Regions from separate parts of the Mus musculus genome. Here region 1 is linked to region 2. Evidence: chromatin contacts called from ENCODE Hi-C or POLR2A ChIA-PET data. All regions are on one chromosome and are shown on one strand. Each heading gives the region's core, a stretch centred on a gene start or an enhancer-like site at or near the end of the contact. The rest is flanking DNA. Distances are from core to core; before and after follow the strand shown. Region 1 overlaps Prkch (protein kinase C, eta). Region 2 overlaps Prkch (protein kinase C, eta).

Region 1 (3,348 bases), core at 847-3,346, 43 kb after region 2:
CTCTTTCCCTTTGAGTCTCTGATCCCACAAGTGTAAAACAGAGCCAGTGAAACGGAGCCCACAGGGTTCCTGCTGGGGCTGAATTCAGTACCATATGGAAACCTTCCAGGCACACAGCAAGCGTACTCCTAGTCACACCTTCAAAGAATCTGATGTCAAAGTAACTGCAAAAGCACTTGAAAGTTGCCAGACAAAAATTACTATAAAAAAAATTCACCGGGAGAATTTCTGGGGCAATTTTGCATATTTTAGTCTTCATGCCTGAAAGTGAGAAATGTAAATGCTACAATTGAGAATACTGGGTGTCTTAGTTAGGGTGTTACTGCTGTGAACAGACACCGTGACCAAGGCAACTCTTATAAGGACAACTTTTAATTGGGGCTGGCTTAAAGGTTCAGAGGTTCAGTCCATTGTCATCAAGATGGGAGCGTGGCATCATCCAGGCAGACATGATGCAGGAAGAGCTGAGAGTTCTACATCTTCGTCCAAAGGAAGCCAGGAGCAGACTGTCCTTAGGCAGCAAGGAGGGGCATCTCAAAGCCCACCCTAACAGTAACATACTTCTTCCACCAAGGCCACACCTCCTCCAACAAGGCCATATCTCCTAATAGTGCCACTCCCTAGGCCAAGCACATCCAAACCACCACACTGGGCTAGACTTTACAGAGGGCTGAAGTGTTTGCATGGGGAAGGTATCAAAAACAGAAACAAAAAACAAAAACTGTGAAGAATTAGGAAATAATAATCAGGAAGGCTGGGAATGGTGTCCATACCTGTAATCCTAGCATCCTAGCATTCTGGAGGCAGAGGCAGGAGGACCACTGTAAGGTCAAGGCCAGGCTGATTTATATGAGTTCTAGGCTAGCCAGGGCTTCATAGAGTGATCCTGTTGAGAAATAAACACAGAAGTTCAGGGATGAAAATCCTTAAGAGCACGTTTCTCTAGATCTCTGGTTTGTAGAAGAATAGTGAGGCTGACCAAGGATGTCATGTGTTAGAAGGATGTGAGTGCACTCTAGCCTTAGAGTCTTAGGTCCTGTTCTGTTTCTGTGACTGGTTTCCTATCATAACCCTCAAACTATTTAGAGGGTCAAGAACCTCTAAATAGTCCCAGCTCAAGGTATGGTCCTGCGGACCACTGACCCACCACTGTACTGGCTTCATTCTCTAAGGTGGTCTGACAAGCAATTACAACCCTGCTCTGGCTGGTGCCCTTTCTTTCTCCCAGCATGAGATTGCTGGGGAAATTCCCATTTCTTTGGGAGTGCATTGTTTCTATAGTCTGATAGTCAGATTGTGAGACAGACAGACACACACACACACACACACACACACACACACAAGTAAATGTAATAAATTAAAAACATATCTGTTAAATACACATGCATACCCCTAACATCTTCTTCCACCTCCTCCCTCAACAAATAGATTATTAAAACTGATGGTAGCTTACAAAGTTAACAGGAGATGTCCAACAATACTCATTTTTATAAAAACAAAACAAACCAAACCAGATAGAGGCTTTCCAGAGTGCTGCTGTTGTTGAAGTTTGTCCTTGCTTTTGAAACAAATATTGTCTTCCATGGTCACCGCGTTACTTACGCTTGCTCTGATCTGTGCTAAAATGCCAATAATCATGATGTATATGGAAAAACGCATAGTTTGCATTGAACTTTGAAGGTGTACCTGCGATTTGCTTATTTACCTCCACAAAGGAAGGCTGGAGGATGTCCTCAAGGAGCCCCAGAACTTAGAAGGGAGGTTGCCCAGCTCAGAGGTACAGAGTCAGCAGCTGTGAGGGATCTCCTGGCTGCATGCTAACTAACTCCGATGAGGTCAGCATCTTGCCGCTGAGCTCACACAGGTGTTAGCTAAGTGCTGAAAGGACTTAGCTTCTCCTGAGTCACCTCTTGCCAGTTCTGGAAGCATTATAGTCTTGGCATCGGCAGGAGCTTATCAAGAGCTTTTGTTCCCGAGCTTTGTAGAAATGACAGCGTATGTACACATGTGGGTTTATCTGTCGCTGAAAATGATCAGATTTCACCACCCGTGCTTTGTGTGCTGAATCCCTGCAGGCCCCTGCTACAAAGAGAACCACTGTGAATTCTGGTGCCCTCCCCAGCCATGACTGAGGCCCTGTCTGTGGACAGGAAGCTGTCTGGGGCGCAGGGACAGTTACCATCTCCCTTTCCCACGCCTCTCTTGATGGAGGTTGGACAGCTCAAGGGGGTGGCTAAAAGGAGATCAGCCAGGAGAGGAGAAGGAGGGAAGGTGGGGCTAACAGCTTACAGGGACTCCAGTCCCAGGCCACCAGGGTGAGTTTTCATATACTGTTAAGGGGAACAGAACATCCTAAAAATGGCTGCCCCAAAAGAGAGGTGGTTAGCGTGCCGACAGACAAGCCCTTCTTCAGGACTGGAGTTTCTAAAGGAGGAAATGATCTGTCTGCAGCCTCTCATGGCAGCTTCTGGCGGGATCTTCCTTCTTCTTCATAGAACGTTCATTTCCTGAGAACAGGGCTTCTTGGATTGTATTTGCAGGAAGTTGTGTGAACGACTTCCTGTCTCCCTCTTGTTGTTTCCAGCTGGATTTTTCACACCACAGGTCTCTTTAATCTCCCCCTCCAGCTCTCCACCTAGGAAAATAAACCTATCAAAGGTTCCGGGGCGTGAGAGTGCGGACTCTGGGTGACTTTCCTAAACCAGCCTCCCCACTCAGAAGCACTTTCTAAGATGGGAAAATCCTGAAGGAAGCAGGAATCGTCTCCTGTACACATTCTTTGCCAGCTACCAGAGATCTGATTTTTTTTTTTTTTTTTTTTTTTTTTTTTTGCAGTTGATTGTTAGCTGTGGTTTGGATACCAAAGATTTTACACACACACACACACACACACACACACACACACACAATCAAGGAGAGTACTGACAGAAAAGCCTCCTCAAACACTGTCTTCTTTACAGTAGCCACTCTTAAGGATGACACCCAAACAGAAACGTTTGTGTGACTTGGGATAGCAGCAGCAGGGAGCCTCCTTTTTCTTGCACACTTGAAAGATAAAGAACCTAAAAGTGAGTGGGTAGGGAGATGGGGAGGTGGCTGAGAAGAGTTGGGGGAGGAGAAGAATATGATCAAATATGTTGAATGAAAAAAATCTAATAAAAATATAAGAAAGTTACCCGGGAGTGGTAGAGTCTGCCTCAGGGGTCACCATGTTTGACCCTGGCTCCTGGAGCATTGGCCAACATGGATAGTACGCGTAAGTACAAACACATGACTTGGGGTTCCACCTGAGACACCTCTGACCTATATTTGTCCCACCCTACACATGGCCTGAGTGAAGTTCCCAAG
Region 2 (3,767 bases), core at 1,241-3,740:
GACTGCTTCCATGAAGGTGACAGTCTGGTGCTACTTATTCAGGGATGCTGTAGGGTGGCTTTTCCATCACACCTTCCTCACACCCTGGGGCTACCCCTCCAGATGAGTTCTACATTAGCATAACAACTTCCCAAGCCTGTATTGCTTTGCTAGCTGTCTCTGGAGTGCTCACCTGCCATTGGAGCCATTTGCTAATGTGCCCCACCCACCAGACTCCAGCCCATTGAATATAGGTCAGCCATTGCTCATGTGAACCCATTCACCCAATTCTGCCCCTCCCTTTGCCAGTTGAACTCAAATGAGGGCCTTTTGCTTAGTCACAAAGCCTGCTATATTTGTATTGTTTTCCCTTGGGCTATGGGGTGACCTGAAAAGTTGAGTTGGTGAAAGTCTTTTGTTATTATGAACTTTGCCATTATGTTTTCTCTCTCAAATAAATTCATGCTTCTAGCATATATATATATATATATATATATATATATATATATATATATATATATATATAATTTCAAACTCCAAGAAAAGGTGGGTTCTTGTTTACATACATCCTTTGATAAAATGTCAGTTTGCCCACATAGTGACCACCCACATTCCCATCCCCAGAAAGAACAGCATCGACTCTGAAGGAGAGATATATACACATACATACATACAGGGTTGATTCCCTCCCCTTCTGTTGAGGTTTTACTTAATACAGGAAGTAGGAGGGGTTATGGGTTGCACTGCCCTGATAGAGATCAACTTTATAATGCAGCAGTGGTGCACCTGAAAGTGAGTCAAAGCCAGACTCCCCAACATAGTTCAGTCTATCTGCGCCCCCACTCCCCCTAGCAAAACTGGTAACCTTTCAAACTCTAAGGTGGGTTCTTGCTTGTATGCATCCTTTGACAAAACACCAGTTGGCCCACACAGTGACCACACACATTCCCACCCCCAGGAAGGGCAGCGCTGACAGTGAAGTCCTCACCTGCAGGCCTTGAGATCAGGCACCTCCCTAAACCTCATGCAGGTGTCAGATGTCCCATTTCCTCTACTGCTTCCTTCATTGCTTTACCAGAATGTTTAGACTTGCTGTTTATATTTTAAGAACCCACGTTTCTTGTGCCAGCCTTTCTAGGATGGAACTGATCTGCTCTGTGTGTGTGTGGGGGGGCGCTCTTTGTTGGGTCCCCAGTACCCCATTAGTGCTCAGGGAAGGAAGTGAGGAAATCCATTGATGCTAGATGTCTGTAAGCAGAAGCCTTTACCCTGTGTGTCTCAGGGCAGTGGCTTGCTGAATGGGCTTTTCTGTCATTAAATAGTCTGACCATCCGTGAGTTCTTGATGCACTGTTCTCATGGTCCCTAGGTTTCTGCAGAGGGAGCTTGTTAGGAGTCCATTTCCCTGCCTGGTGAGAGTCACTGCAGGTGGAAGCCACCGGTGTGGTGTGTTTTACATCCACTTCTAACTCATGGTCTTTTGATGGACCAGAGGACTTTCTACCAGACACTGTCAGTTGGACTTCCATTTGTCTGAGTTGTCTAAAGTGGTTTACCTGTTCTATGTTTTCTGCTCATTTGGGAGGAATGGAGAGCCCTCCCAAGTGTCCTCTCCTCTGGGATTAACCCTGTGTGCTCCACTGAAGACATTTGCCTAGGACTTAATGCCCATGCTCTCCTCCCTTAACATGTCGGGCTGGAATGAGAACCAAGGTCTCTTAATGGTTAGTGACGTAGAAAGTCAAGGTTGTATGGAACTACCTTAAAGAGAGTCCATGCCACCCCTCCCTAAGAGATCACAGACCTGACCCCACACGGGGCTAACCTCTGTTCCCACACAGCACTCTGCATGCTTCTTGGACTACGTCTCTTCGAGGAGAATGATGCTGGTGAGCAATGAGAGTCTAATCCATTCCCACACGTTTTGTTTAGGACCGTCTGTTCTTTGTCATGGAGTTTGTGAACGGAGGCGACCTGATGTTCCACATCCAAAAGTCCCGTCGTTTCGATGAAGCCCGTGCTCGTTTCTACGCCGCGGAGATCATTTCTGCACTCATGTTCCTACATGAGAAAGGTATCATCTATAGGTGAGTTTGCATCCCGGGCGCCTCTTTTGAGTCACCCCCCTGCCTGGCTCCTCACTTAGCCCAGCCTTTCAATTTCTCGTGATCATTGACTCAAGTGTTTAGCAATGAAATTCACAGAAGGCCCAAGTATTCATTAGAGTTATCACAGAGATGAACTCTTGTCTCCAAACTAAAATGTACAGTCTGGATTCCAGAGAGATTAATATTTATGGATTGGTTCAGCCAGCATTTGCTGCAGTAGCCAAGCCCTGGAAAGTGCTGGATTCATTACTGTTCTCCTCTTCCCAGTCTAACATTCTAAGTGAGTTGGCTAATGTGACGGACTCATTCTATTTTAAGAGCTGGCAACTGAGCCAAGGTCTGTGTCTTAACTGTTGCTGATAGTAGCTGTAATGGCACTAAGGTCAGATGAGGTGGGTTTGCCAGGCCACAGCTACGCCTAGGAATGGGGCAGACAATGTTTCTCATGTGTAGCCTCAACAGTATTTGATTACATGTCACAACACAATCCTTTGATCTTAATAGGCTGTAATTTGAGTGGACTCAAAATCCGATTGGTGTTCTCAAGGGATATCCGGTGAAGCATTAATCAGAGAGATGGTGGACCGCGTGTGAATGGAATGGCTAGCAAGTGTCCTGGTGTGCTCGTGTTGACATTTTCTGTTCACCTGTAGCTAGAGTCTTCCCACTCTGTAAATTACGTTAATACCCTAGTTGCCACATGTGATGGCTAGTTTTTATGATCAGCCTGACACAATCACAAGAGCCACCTTAGAAGGGACTGTCAATGAAACATTGTGTAGATCAGGTTTGCGTTGGGCATGTCTGTGGGGGAATTGTCTCAGTCACATTAATTGATGTGGGAAGGCCTGGCTTGAATGTGTGTGGCACTATTCTCTGAAGTTGGGTCCCAGATGATACAAAAGAGGAGAAGGTGAGCTGAGCACAGTTTAGCCTGTATGCATCCATTTCCCTTGCTCTTGACTGTGCGTGTGAGGGATTAGATGTTTCAAGTTCCTGCTACCTCTTCTCCCCTGCTCTGGTGAGCCTGTGGTGCTTTGAAGGAGAATAGCCCCTGTGAGCTCAGGTATTTGAATGGTTCCTGGTTGGTTGATGGAATTGCTTAGGTGTGGCCTTTGGAGAATGTGTGTCTGTGTGGATAGGCTTTGACCATTTAGAAACACACTCCTGGCCACTCTCTCTCTCTCTCTCTCTGTCACTTTGTCTCTCTGTCTCTGTCTCTCTGTCTCTCTCTCCTTCCTGTCTGGATCAGGATGTAAACTCTCAGCTACTGCTCTAGCAACATGCCTACCGGGCTCCCTGCTGTGAATTCACCCTCTGAAACTGTAAGAAAGTCCCCAGTTGAATGCTTTCTACCGAGTCTCTTCACAGCAACAGAACAGTAAGAGAGGAACTGAAACCCAGCGTTGTGTGCTAAAATAATCCTTTCTCCACTAAAAAGGATTTAAGGGAGAAATGTGTTTGTTCATTTTATCACAGCAACAGAGGTGAACCCAGCAATGCACTCGTTCTTCTCTGGTAATACAGTTCTTGCTGAATTACCCTACACTGTAAAACATAAATCTGTTTTATGGTACAATCCTAAATACTAAAACAAAGAATTTTCTGTCAGAAATTTACTATCTGTGAGTTGCCCGTCTCTACCCTGAGTGCCCCAAAGAGAGACTCTTACCACATTAAC

What was found. A loop is a pair of places that touch in the nucleus more often than their neighbours do. ChIA-PET counts read pairs that join two places held with the same protein, here RNA polymerase II (POLR2A).
Region 1: a map of heart shows a loop between it and region 2 (3-fold over the local background). The contact joins two enhancer-like sites. A Hi-C loop is called at or near these places in 10 of 37 maps with a recorded cell type or tissue (T-helper 17 cell, adrenal gland, gastrocnemius and 2 more). POLR2A ChIA-PET finds 5 or more read pairs at or near these places in 1 of 5 experiments (Patski).

The regions. Positions count from the first base shown.
Region 1 is chr12:73,762,860-73,766,207 of GRCm38, forward strand. All of the region lies in intron 12 of Prkch (protein kinase C, eta), which reads left to right. Among named protein-coding and RNA genes, the nearest start is that of Gm34189, 18 kb to the right of the region's middle. Within about 2 kb of position 2,097, at least 1 of the 3 ENCODE cell types and tissues checked has a DNase peak (open chromatin) inside an H3K27ac peak, as active enhancers do; it is heart, where a contact is called at or near this core.
Region 2 is chr12:73,719,826-73,723,592 of GRCm38, forward strand. Prkch (protein kinase C, eta) reads left to right here. Exons shown (of 14, transcript NM_008856.4): 10 at 1,911-2,065. Among named protein-coding and RNA genes, the nearest start is that of Gm34189, 60 kb to the right of the region's middle. Within about 2 kb of position 2,491, at least 1 of the 3 ENCODE cell types and tissues checked has a DNase peak (open chromatin) inside an H3K27ac peak, as active enhancers do; it is heart, where a contact is called at or near this core.